2 separate regions of the Mus musculus genome follow, and region 2 is linked to region 1. A link is a contact called in ENCODE Hi-C or POLR2A ChIA-PET data. All regions are on one chromosome and are shown on one strand. The core of a region is the stretch at or near the end of the contact, and the rest is flanking DNA. Distances in the headings are between cores, read along the strand shown.

Region 1 (6,528 bases), core at 2,297-4,796:
TTGGCAATATGCTGAAGGGATGTGAGACAGGGATGCTGACCCTGCCATTTCATCCTCTGCCCTGGCTACACAGACAGAACAAGGTCAGCATCTGCACCATCCTTCTCGGCAACACATGCTGCTACTTGAACCAGGTCAACTCTTGATGGAGAATGGAGACTTACTAATACAACTTCAACAGCTGGGCTAGGCTGAACAACTGTGAATGAGCAAAGAAATGTTCCAAAGAAAGTAAACTTCACTGAATCCTATGTTCAATGCCATTTGTCAAATGACTAAGTGTCTAAGATTTTTTTTTCCCGAAGATCTTCAGTATCTCATTGTTACCTACATAATAGTTTAAGCTGGCATTCAATGTGGTGGAAACACGTGACCACTGAAGCAGACAAGGCTGGTGGCTTCTGAAAAGCAGCCTCATTACTCTATAGTTATACCTTATAATAACCAGGAGCACAATCACCCCAAGCTGAATCCATCACACCTAAAATAAAAGAGCATGACACAATACTTGTCCTTCTTGATGATCACCTCAATGGAGCCCCATTTTCCTTCCGTGCAGCATCTGGATCGATCATCCAAGAAATTATCTTAACATCTTCTGTATCTGCACTTTCTAAAGCAGTTGCATTGTGCGTTTGTGCCACCTGTCAAGCCTATTATCTTGATTTTTTTGGGGGGGGTGGGTTTAAGCAGTTTATGTAAGTCATTCCATCTGGCTTAATGACACAATTTATTATTATGCTTTGAAACATTATTTTGAATTGAAAGGTTAACATTTTTTTTAACACTGGTCTCAAGTTTAAGAGCATCTCAAACAAAGCTAGAAGAAAAATCACTTTTTGTCCCTTTTCTTCAGGAGCAAATTATCATTCCTAAAGTTTTACGGTGTGTCTCCTGGTGTGTTCATACTCTACCAGTGCTCCAGCGCCTGCCCAAATGATGGGCAGTGACAGCAGGCCAACTCTGGGTGCAACTGTGTGATGCAGAGGTCACCAGAGCCTCACGAAATGCTTAGGCAAGTACTGTGCAGGCTCGTGGTTCTCAGCTCTTTCCTTTACATGCTATTATTCCTAGACTCCAGTCAGGTCTTCCCTTCACACATTACCCACTGTGTCTGCACAGTCCCTCACACTTTATCCTTTTAGTCCTATAATAAGTGTTGGTTTTGACTCTGACTTCTTGTCCAGTATTCTGTTTATTCCCATGCTATCTATGGGCCATTTCCATCCCGGGCCAGATAGACCTCAACACAAGTTCCAGACTGACCTTACCACCATCTCTCAACTCTGATCTTGAGGGATGTCTTCCCAGTTATGAGGCCTCCTCAAATGAGCTAATGTCAAAAACCAGGTTAATCTCATTTCCTACCCACACCAAAGCAATTAATTCTTAGTGATTCTACCACCACCACCACCCCCCCCTCCAAATTAGCTGCTTCTCTCTTAATGAGTCTACATCCTCAATGGTAACATAACTGACCAGAATCACCCTTAAGTACCAACAACGCCTCTACATTAACTAACTCTCCTCTAGGTCACAGTATCCTAAAATGTAATTTTTCTTAAAGCTGTTAAGTGTTTTCCTACTGTCTATTAACATCCTAACACTTTGTTTTTGCTTGTAAGGTCCTTCAGTCGCAGGGAATCTATTGTGCCATGGATATGTTGGAGAATGCATTTGCATTCATGGTGGCCAAGAGCTTGGATAATCTCCATTAGCTTTTGTAATAGGCAAGTTACTTGATTTCTCCGTCTGTGAAGTGAGACTAACAACAGCTATCTCATAGCAGTGGTTATTAAAGGGAGGAAAAAAATATACAATGTTTGACATAGTATCAGATACATGGGTTACATAGTAAAAGTTAGATACTTTGAATTATCGCTTTAGTTAATTTCTCTTTTCTCTCAGGTTAGCTGATCGTTAGCCACGGCAGGGCTCTTTCATTCCCTCTTTTAGTTCCTCTTCCTTTCTGTATCTGCTCCCTCTCCCTGCAGGTCCCCTGCACTCTCACCTTTCTTTAGCTTTCATCTGGAACATCCTTTTGTACACTCTGGATCCTGTTAGGTGTCCTGTTTTTGCTCGCCCCAGCGTTAGTTCTACTTTCTGTAAATCCCCCCCCCCCCGAATTCTAGGAGAGCAAGGGTTTCTACCATGCTGACTGCCACACACTCAATAAATGTAGTCACCTCTCTTTTCACAGCTCCTGGAGTGCTCCTCTGCAGAAGTTAGGAAGCAGCCCCACCCCGCAACAGTAATCTCTAGAATAAAGTTCAGAAAAGGCTGCCACGGAACAAAGACAGGGGTCAAACAGTAGCGGGAAGGGGCAGTGTTAAGCAAAGTTGGGGCTTCACAAATAGTTTGAGGGTCTTTCCTACAGTACTATGCACTGTGAATCTCCGAGATGCGAGGCGGGTATATCTCTTAAAAACACCTGCTTGATAATAGGGTTTTACAGAAACACATTCTGACAAAGTCGGCTTGGGGAAGTTCTTAGCGGCTCCCCAGTAAACTGGAGCAACAAAAACATCCCCGGAGCTCAGTTTGCCGTTTCTAGGTTAGAAACCTCTGAACACAAAAGTGGAACCTACAAAGAATCTTAGATCTAATTCGAGAAAGCACTGTCTTGAAACTGATAGGGAAACTGAGGCCCGGAAGGGCACAGCAGCGGGCCTGCAGCCACATAGAAATTACAGGCTGGAAGTGCTAGAACAAGCCTCAGGTGCTCTTCTTGGCGACTTTCAGTATAATGTGTATAGCCACCTGGATTCGGCAAAATGCTCACATTTCGAATTTTATTTTGAAATCGTGTGAAAGTTACAGTCTTCTGGGCAAGTTGTCCCCTTAGGCCTACAGTTCTCATTGTCACCAAGTCCCTTGTCCCTCTTACAATACACTTTCCCTCTAATCCTGTGCAGTTTGGGCTTGTCCAAGAATGACAGAGATGATCTTTCCCTATCTTTCTCACCCCGCTTTGAACTTGTAGTATAAGCTTTTTCATGTAAGCCGACCAAATCTAAATTTTTAGGCCTTCGCCTGATTCCCCAAGTGCTCGCTGCCACCCACCCCCGTGCTCTGGGCTTCCCTGCTCGTCTCATTCCTCTGGAGTGAGAGAGCCCTGCGGTTGACCTTCACCTGGGACTGCCATGATGCAAGGTGAGTGGGATCGTCGGAGTCCTGGGCTTTCGAGATCACGTTAGGTTCAGGTCCGTTGCGAGGACAGCGCATTCCCAAAGGGATCTCTCCCACCCGGCCACTACAACTTCACCGGGCAGGGGAAGGCCCGATGCACATCTAGGGTTGGCGGAACTAAGTGGCTGTGGATGCAGTTTCCAGGGGTGTCCTACCGCGGAGCACACGCGGTCGGAACCATTTCGGCCCGCTTCGGGAGGTGAGTGCTATCTGCAATCGCCTGACCTGGACGCAGCCCCGGGATTTACGGATTGGCCCTTTAGCTCGTATTATAAACCTCGCTACAAATTCTCTAAAGTTGTAGAGGTCCTATAGTCTTTTCTAGTTTCCTGAAGGACAGGGAAGTCCCCCCTCCCGGGGTTAGCGGTGCTCCGGTCCGGGAGCAACATGGCGGCGTCCATGATGGGCTAGTTTGGGGAGTAACTAGTGATTAGTACGGCTGTCTTGTCCGACTCTGACCGAGTGAAGTTTTCCCCCAAATACTCAGGTTAAAGAATTGTGTGCTAACAGGTGGGCCTCGCCGGAGACCCGCCATTCGCTTGCGGCCACACTAAGGAGCGGAGTCCTGAGCACTGAGCAAGATGAGTAACATCTACATCCAGGAGCCGCCCACTAATGGGAAGGTGAGAGCCTTACCTCCTGGACACGGTGACTGGGGGCGGGCAGGGAGGGGCAGCTATCGGGGATTTTAGAGGTGGAAAGACCAAAGGACTCTTCTCCACACCCTGCATATGGCCAGTGTTGCATTTATATTCTTTACGGTGACGTGTCTCAGCATATTTTTGAAAGAGTTCTTGGGCAACCTCCCTATTCGCTAGTCTTCTGACCCCTTAACTTCCTTGATCCAACTCACGTGAGCGCCTTCTAGTGTCTATTGTTTTTAAGACTTATCTCAAGATTGTACACTTTTGCTTGTTGTTTAACTTGGAGATCGTGCATTCTCTACAGTCATTATTGAAGGCCTCTTTGGCACCACGCACTCTACTAGGTGCTGATGATACAAAGGTTGGTATTCTACCTTTATATGTGTGTCTGTATTATAGACACACACACACACACACACACACACACACACACACACACGTATATATATACTAATTCCCTATCTCAGGATTACAGACGTGCATGAACACACCTGCCTTTGCTTGGGAGGTATTGAAGAAGAGATTATATTGCCATGACAGTGATGGAGGGAAAACAGGAAATGATGGGGAAAACATCTTGGAGGAGATATCTTTTGAGATAATTGTCAGTTAGAAGCAGGGGAGGAGTGAGGAATGTTATTTCATAGGAATGGGAGTAGATTCCCTGATAGATTTCATGCTGAGCTATATATTTCTAGAGGACAATATTAATTTTAATGAATAAATGCGTGTAGAGATGAAATAGACTGACCATTCCACAATGCAGAACCTTCACGCTTCATTTCTCTAGTTTGCTATTTTACCTGTTCAAATGTAACAAAGAAGCCTATCAAATAGCAGATCTCAGTGATGCCCTGGGTCTCAGCAATTACCCAGTATTTAACAGTATCTTACCTTGGTTTCTTTCCTATATAGAATGCAAACACTATAGAGTTGAAGATGAGCATCTAGAGCAGTGGTTCTCAACCTGTGGCTCATGACCCCTTGGGTTGAATAACCCATTTACAGGGGTCGAATATCAGATACCCCGCATATTAGATATTTATATTAGGATTCATAACAGCAAGATTACAGTTATAAAATAGCTGGAAATAGTTTTACGGTTGAGGGTAAATACAACATGAGGAACTGTATTACAGGGTCACAGGATTAGGAAGGTTGAGAACCACTGGCCTAGAACATTGCTTTACGTAGAGTTCGTACACTACGAAAGAATAGCTAGGCACATGACTTAATGCTGTTTCTTTAGCTTCTGAGAGGTATTAAGCATAGGTGAGGGTGGAGTTAAACTGTTATTCCTCATGGGCACATTTAGTTGTTTGACTCTAATGACTTCTTTTTTAAGAACTAAAACAGGGTTTCATATGAGTCCTTAGCTGTGCTGGAAACAGTTGTTTACTGTAGGAAATGATTTGATATATCCACAGAGTAAAAGCACTTCTGAACAGGAGCTCATTCATACAACAAGTATTTTTAAAACTTTGTGTGTGTGTGTGTGTGTGTGTGTGTGTGTGTATGTGTGTCTATGTCTGTTTGTGTCTGTGTCTTGTTCCATGCTGGTCCCACTGCACACATTCGAAGGTTCAGAGAATAACTTTAGTTGATGGCCCTTATCTTCTCTCAGCTTAATTAAAGGCAGCGTCTTTTTGTTGTGTGATGCTGCCTGTGCCAGCCTCGCTGGCTTGTGAGCTTCTGGAGAACCTCTTGTCTCCTTGGCTCACCATAGAGCACTGGGATTAAAGACACATGTTACAGAACTCACATTTTAAAAAAGAATGAAAGAAAAAAGAAATCACACAAAGTCCAGGTACTTGTCGGTAATTTTTTAATGTTATGATCTAAGTTTTAATTGTTAGTTACATGGTACCTAGATTAACTAAGCCTGCTTTCACAAATGTCATTTTAAAGATAGCAGTAATAATGTAGAAACTTGGCCAGGAGTAGTGGTGCTTATCTTAATCACAGCATCTGGCAGGCAGAGACAGGTAGATCTCTGAGTACAGGGCCACCCTGGTCTACAAAGCAAGTTCCAGGGCAGCCAGGATTATACAAAGAAACCCTGTTTTGAAAACAAACAAATGTAACAACTTGGTAGGTGTGGCCATACACTCCTTTAATACCAGTACTCCAAGGCAGAGGAAGATGGATCTCTGTGTGTTCAAGGTCAGGCTGGTCTACAAAGCCCCATTGAGACCCTGTTTCAAAAAAAACAAACAAACAAACAAACAAACAAAAATACCAACCAAAAAATCAAAAAACCAAACCAAAACAAACAACAACAACAACAACAAAAAACAATGTAAGAAAAAAAAAATGGTAGCATTGAAGCATAGAAAGCGTGAGAAATCTGTCAAGTCGAAGTTAGGAAGGTTGTTGGGAATACATGTTTCCATTTATTATTGGTAAAATGAGCTTTGTATTAAATATTTGTTCTGTCTTGAAATATTTGTCATTAAGATTATAAAGCCATTGTTTATGCTCTACTGAGGTTTTACAACCATTTTAAGCCTAAATATACAGAACTGGAAGACAGACCTCTCTAATTTCAATGAAAACATATTTGGTGAAAGAAATCTGATACAAAGGGGCACTTTTTTTTGTTTTGTTTTTTTCTGGTTTTTTCGAGACAGGGTTTCTTGTATCCCCTGGCTGTCTTGGAACTCACTCTGTAGACCAGGCTGGCCTTGAACTCAGA
Region 2 (6,675 bases), core at 2,714-5,213, 47 kb before region 1:
AGTAATGAGCTTTCAATCTTTCTACCCTGGCTCCCACGGTAGTTCTGTGATTGCAGGCTTGGAACATCAGGCCAAGTTAGCATTTTCTTTTAAAATGTTTTCTTATGTATTACATTATTTGTTATGTATATTATTAATTATTATTGTTGTTATAAAACAGAATGATCAAGGCAACTTATAAAAGAGAGCGTTCAGTTGGCCTTGTGGTTCCTGAGTCCACAGCGGCAGAGCAAAAGAGCAGCAGCAGGAGCAGCTGAGAACCCACATCTTGGTCACGAGCGGGGGGGGGGGGGGGGGGGGGGGAGGCAGAGATCATTATCAGGGAATGCTGTGGCCTCTTAGAATCTTAAGTGAATCCCCAGGAACCCTTCTCCAACAAGGCTGCAGGCTGCTCTTCCTAATCTTTCCTATACAGTCACCAACTAGGGACCAAGTTTTCAATGTCTAAGACTTAGGGGTGGGGGCAGGGGGTGCATTTCATTCAAACCACCACGGATGCCACCACCACCTTCCCCTCTTCCTCCTCCTCCTCCTCATCATCATCAATGGTGGTGGTGTTTGGTACTGAGCCAAGACCTTTTGGGGCTAGACAATCACTTTACTACCAACTACTACCAACTATATCCATGGCCCTCTCTAGTTTGGGGTAGGGTCTTGAGCCTATGTATCTCAGGCAGCCTTGAAATCATGATCCTTAGTGCTAGAAGTGTAGACTCAGGTTGCTATGTCCAGTTGGTATTATTCTAAGCTGGTTTGAAGGCATGGTCTTGACACTGCCACTGAATCCTGTGTGTTAAAAAGCTGCTCTCTTGGCTTAAACTTTGGCTAATCCCTGCTGGCTAGAGTCTGGCAGCTGAGTGTTTTGTATTTTGTCTGTGTCTCAGGGACATGTGGGCGACGGTTGTTCCTGTGGAGCTCGTGTTAATGAGAATCTCCTGACCAATTCTGCTCTTCTCTCTTCTCCTTCTGGACTGAACATTCGTTGTCAGAGAGTTTATGCCAGAATGCTGTGTCATCCAAGAATGGGCTCTGGCAGTGTACACTCTCCTCATGCCATCGTGAAGGGCCCCACACTCTGTCCCCACACAATGCTCCATCTTATACTGAGCAAGCAGCCACATGTCAGCAGCTTGTGTGGTCTAACATTCCCTTCTTCAATGGAGCATGCCCATTGATCAAGGAGCATGTGATGGTTTGTATATGCTTAGCTCAGGGAGTGGCACTACTAGGAAGTGTGGCCTTGTTGGAGTAGGTGTGTCACTGTGGGTGTGGGCTTTAAGACCCTCATCCTAGCTGCCTGGAAGGAAGTCTTCTCCTAGCAGATTTCGGATGAAGATGTAGAAATCTCAGCTCCTCCTGCACCATGCCTGGATGCTGCCATGTTCCCATCTTGATGATAATGGACTGAACCTCTGAACCTGTAAGCCAGTCCCAATTAAATATTGTCCTTATAAGACTTGCCTTGGTCATGGTGTCTGTTCACAGCAGTAAAACCCTAACTAAGACAGCATTATTTTGTAATTTCAACACTCTCTCCTCTGGCTTTCCCCTGAAAACGTCCTGTGTGAGGCAGAAACGTTTTTATTGCAGCAACAGTGACCAGCTACTCATCAATGGAGCATTCTGGGAGTCCTTACTAATTGACTATGTTGTGTGAACATTATAGAGTGTATTTACACAAACTAAGGTTGTTATAATGTCATTAGGCAATAAAACTGCATGGGTGTCCCCCTGCCTCCTGTATATGTGGTTCATCATTGATTGCCATGTTGTTGTGTGGTGCCTGTCTGTAGTAGAAACCAATGTGAGGGTGTGGATGCGACTCAATGGGTAAAGTGTTTGCCTAGCATTCAGGAAGCTCTACATTCGATTCCCAGCATTAGATATCTATGCAAATAATACTAGATATGTATACAAATGGCATAGCAGTGCATGCCTGCCATCCCAACACTGGAGGGGGGGAGGTGAAGACAGGAGTTATCAGAAGGCCGAGGTTACCTTTGACAACATAGTAAGTTCAAGGCCCACTGAATCCAGTCTCGAAAATAAAATTATTTAAAGGCACATTTACTGGAAAGGGACATTTGCTCTTGAGTTCAGGGATCTCAAAAGAATGAAGGTGCAAGAAAGAGCTCAAACAAAAATCCACAAAGCCCTCAACATTTAGTCAAACCCTTGTTTGTTACTCCTCTCTGCCTCATTTTTCTCTTTTTTTGCCCACTACTTTCTTTTGCCTTCCTGTGCATGTGATAGAATTGTATTCCTATGAGAGAGACCAAGCCCAGACCTAACTAAATTGGGTCCAATCTCTGGCTGAGTCTGTGGAATGCTAGAAACCAGATTGAATTCCCAGCTCTAGACAAAAAAAAAGAAACAAAACCCACGACACAATGGGTCCTGGCCGTAGATATGGCGCACTGCAGGATGTGGCGTCTAAGTGGAAACAGGTGAAGGAAGCCTTGTGAGGCTCCTCCTACCCACCCTCCTCCGCCCTGTGACAAATGTAGCTGCTGAGCAGCATGGGTGAGATTCAGGTGGAGTCTGGTTGGTTCTGAGTTGAGAATGTGACGCTGAGAATCCAGGAAGCCATGGGGGGTATCAGAACATGGTTCCAGAGAGGAGAGAATTGGGTGAGAGGACAAATGACCTATAGTCTAGCTTCGAAGGTACAAGAATGTTCAGCTTAGTACTGATCTGTATACATAGGGGAGGAAGCTGTCTGAGGCTGGGGAAAGAAACATTGAAAAGAGTAGAGAGAATGGTCTTTAAAGTTCCTGCTTCTACGCTTTTTGGCTAAGATCAAGTAAAAAGTTCCGACAGATCTGGAGGTGGTGGGGTCTGCTGCCACTGGTAAACTGCGATTCTGAATGCATGGAGTAGAATATTCAGAAAGCATTGGTTTCTGTAGGGAAAAATGTAGTCCCCAGGCCCATGCTGGCCCCGCCTAACAAGGTTTAAAAACAAATTGGAAAGAATCAAACTGCTTCCAAGTAGCTGTGTCCCAGAGCATGGCTGGGAAATATTTATAAGACTAGAAAAATATCCAGCACACAAGTTCATGATGTCTGCCTTCCAATCAAGCCCCTGGCCAAAGGAAGGAAGCAGAATTTGAAAATGAACAGGTGGGTATGGGGGACTTTTGGTATAGCATTGGAAATGTAAATGAGCTAAATACCTAATAAAAAATGGAAAGAAAAAAAAAAAGAAAAGAAAATGAACAGTGCTCTGCCCTGGAAATTCTGCAGGCACTAGCTTCCAGTGAAAGCTATTGTTATTTTTGTTCTTATCCTCCCCCCCCCCCCCGCAGTATTGTTTGACTTGCTACAACAAGGACACATCGCTAATGTTATTTCAAAAGACTGGACAAATCGCTTAGGAAAATGAGAATCAACGGAAAAAGTGGTTTCTGCACTTCAGAAGTGACCGAAAGTCTTCCCCTTTCTGCTTCACTTTCTGGAAGCTTCTCACTTTCTTTTCCACCATCTCTTGCCTTTCCTCCCTTTTCCATGTAGTTTAGGTGAACATGGGGGTGCCACTGTATGTTTTTTTAAAACACCCACAGTTAATTTTTCTAAGAGAATGTTGTTACCTGACTTTGAACACCCTGTACTCTCACTAAAGCTAATCAGAGGCCCTTTTACTAGCCTGCTCCCCAACCTGGATTAGTAGTCCACCCAGGTAAAGCCTTTGCAAGCCAGACCCCATTTGCCATGTCACTGGGCAAACAAAGTGCCATGACACTTTGGCTGTACCTGTGTAAACTGCACCCAAGCCCACCTCTGCTGTTCCCTCTACAGAGATCCTTCTGATGTGAAGACTGCTACAGGTTGTGATGAAGAGAATGAAACTGGAAGGGAGTCCGTAGAGAGCAAAGAAAACAGTCGGAGTTCCGGAGAGGGAGAAGAGGCAGAGGGCTGGGCCATCAGAGAAAGGGACCACTCAGAGACCAGACCCAGCGGTGAGAGCAGAGAGCTCCGGCACCTCGTGGACAGCGGGAGGTAGAGCGGAGAGGGCTCAGAGGCTGAGTGCCAGGCACTTGGACCCCAAATCGCAGGAGGCGCCCAGGGTTGCCTGGGCTTGGGACGAGCGCAGTCCGAGCACACATCGCACGCACCTCGGGATCCTGAGCACGGCCGCCGGCGATGAGCCAGAGCAGCCGCCTGTGCTCGGGCTACTACAGCCTCAACCGCAGCTTCGTGGAGCCTTTCCAGTGCCCGCAGCGCGGCGATGGGGCCGCGCTGCTCTATTGCTGCGGCTTCGCAGACCTCAAGTACTGCTGCAGCGAGCCGGGCAGCTACTTCCCCTACAAGCACAGCTACATGTGGAGCCTCAGGTGGGCAGGGCAAGGCAGGGCAGGGCAGGGCAGGGCAGGGCAGGGCAGGGCAGGGCAGGGCTGGGCAGGGCTGGGCAGGGCAACCTCCTTCTAGACCCGGGAAAGTGACCAGTGAAAGACACAAAGCTGGAATCAGGGAAGTCTAGCTCCGGCTGGGTTCAGGTCCTCGTGCCAAGGCGCCAGATTTCTGAATGGTTTCTGCAGAGAACCCTGGAGACAAATGAGAACCCTGTATATATCCCAGGCTACCCCAGGGACCACTGCTTGTGAGATGAGCTGGAAACTCTACTAACAAGACTGGAGGTTTTAATTCCTCTTCAGGTATTTGTTGATATGGTACATTTGAATGGAAAGGACGCTTCTTTGGAACCCAGGTTGAGGTATTGGACCAATGGAGTACTTAGAGTCACTGGGCAGCTGGGGTCTCTCTCTCTCTCTCTCTCTCTCTCTCTCTCTCTCTCCCTCTCTCTCTCTCTGTGTGTGTGTGTGTGTGTGTTTGTGTGTTGGCTTGAGTAGGTGCTACATACAACTAGGCTTTACAACTTGCTCTTCTCAGCGGTTCGGACACTGACACTGCACAACCAGACTGAAGGGTCGAGCACGGAAGGAAGAGCTTGAGTTACTCTGCTTACACACAGTGTGTCCTTTCTAGACACCCTTCCCTCGCACCTGAACCATTTGACCATGGCTTGACGTCTGGTCACTTTTCAAAGACAAGCCTTTCTTGATTCTTTTTCCTACATTGTACCCCCACCCCCACCCCCCGCTTATTTCTGTTCAGACTTTATGCTTGTTTTCACATTGAAATGCTCCCTCTAGAAGACTGCAAACTTAGAAACTTTAAATTTGATTCTTTTCTTTTGTGTACAGAATGAATGGAATCTTAATATTATAGGAAAGAACTTAAACTCCTAACATAAATTGTGTGTGTGAGCGTGTGTGAGGGTGTGTGTGTGTGTGTGTGTGTGAGAGAGAGAGAGAGAGAGAGAGAGAGAGAGAGAGAGAGAGAGTGTGTGTGTGTGTGTAGAGGAGGGGGAGGCAGGGAGAGAGAGAATTAGCTAGCATGAGTTACTATCACATCACTTTCTCATTACAATCGAGAACTAGACACACATGTCAGATCAATAGCAAACAAAGTAGGACAAAGTTGGCAGAACATTATGTCAACTTATTTTGTCCTCAATAGATTATTTGGGGGAAGAAAGTGATGGACTGTCCTGTTATCTGGGCTTTTCTAGACACGCTCAGACAGTCATTCATCTGTGAGTGCTTGAAAGTGTTGATGAGGGTAGAATTAGTGCCAACTGAGCCTGGCAATGCCCAAATCAAACTCTATTGAAAATGGTGCCCAAGATCTTCAGATCTCTAGATGCCACAGTGACAAGCAGAAAGGGCCATTGAACATTCCTGAGGTTTTCGAGAACACAAAGGAGGGATCAGCCTTCTGGGGTCTATCTTCATCAGGACAAAACAGATAGTTAGTCCAGTGTCAGGGGAAATAGGAAAATCACTTTAACTGGGGGCATCAGTTGGCTACATTGAACCAGGGGTTCCTGTGAATTGCTGAGCTCTGGAAACGCCACAGGAGGATACATTTATGAGAGCTTCATTTCTCTTCTATTCTTTGCTCTTCGATCCTAATTTAAAATACTCCAACTGCGAAACATATTACAGAAGTCAGTAGCTTTGGAACTGAGATTCCACAGCTGCTAGAGACAGGCAGCCAGAGCTACCTTGAGGCGAGGGCAGGTGCTAAGTAGGAGAATGGCTATATGGATGTGCCGACAGCTTCTCACACTTTCTAACAGTGGAATGCTAGGAAGGACAATTCTCCCTTTCCAGTGTCTGCCCCATTCATTTCTTCCCTACTCTTCTAAAACCCTAAATTCAAAGAGTCTACTTCAGTAACCTTTTCCAGGTCTTAAGAAAATGAGGCTTATTTATCAGAACCATTCATGAATGGATGCTGAATAAGTATTTGTTGACATGACCAACTTAAGGGACTCCTGGATCTCCATCGTTACATGAAGGTCTTCAGGGACAAAGCAATGCTTCTGTAATATGGGGCCGTGGCGCTGCAGCAGTTAACATACCTTTGGAGTTTCCTCCACACTGTGGAGTCTTTTAAAACCTCGTGCATTAAACATTCATGATGTATACGCTCCGTTTCATTAGGTTAGCACATTTTAATTTACTAAGTCACTTTTTACTTTGAAAATTATTTTTCAGCAACTGGGATTCTCATTTCAGGGATCTGTCCACATGCCTCATCTCTCTGCTTTATGCACAAAAATCATAGATTGCATTCGTGCATGTCTGTGTATAGGAAAGTGATCCTAACC

Evidence for each region. A loop is a pair of places that touch in the nucleus more often than their neighbours do. ChIA-PET counts read pairs that join two places held with the same protein, here RNA polymerase II (POLR2A).
Region 2: a loop to region 1 is called in a map of T-helper 1 cell, with 2.4 times the contacts of the local background. The contact joins the promoter of Shisal2b here to the promoter of Cwc27 in region 1. A Hi-C loop is called at or near these places in 1 of 37 maps with a recorded cell type or tissue (T-helper 1 cell). POLR2A ChIA-PET finds 5 or more read pairs at or near these places in 3 of 5 experiments (Patski and embryonic stem cell).

The regions. Positions count from the first base shown.
Region 1 is chr13:104,813,971-104,820,498 of GRCm38, reverse strand. It overlaps Cwc27 (CWC27 spliceosome-associated protein), which reads left to right and starts at 3,546. Exons shown (of 14, transcript NM_026072.1): 1 at 3,546-3,812. The coding sequence starts at 3,771. Srek1ip1 (splicing regulatory glutamine/lysine-rich protein 1interacting protein 1) reads right to left here and starts at 3,329. Exons shown (of 5, transcript NM_026075.3): 1 at 3,133-3,329. The coding sequence starts at 3,145.
Region 2 is chr13:104,861,181-104,867,855 of GRCm38, reverse strand. It overlaps Shisal2b (shisa like 2B), which reads left to right and starts at 3,963. Exons shown (of 3, transcript NM_029984.1): 1 at 3,963-4,333. The coding sequence starts at 4,143.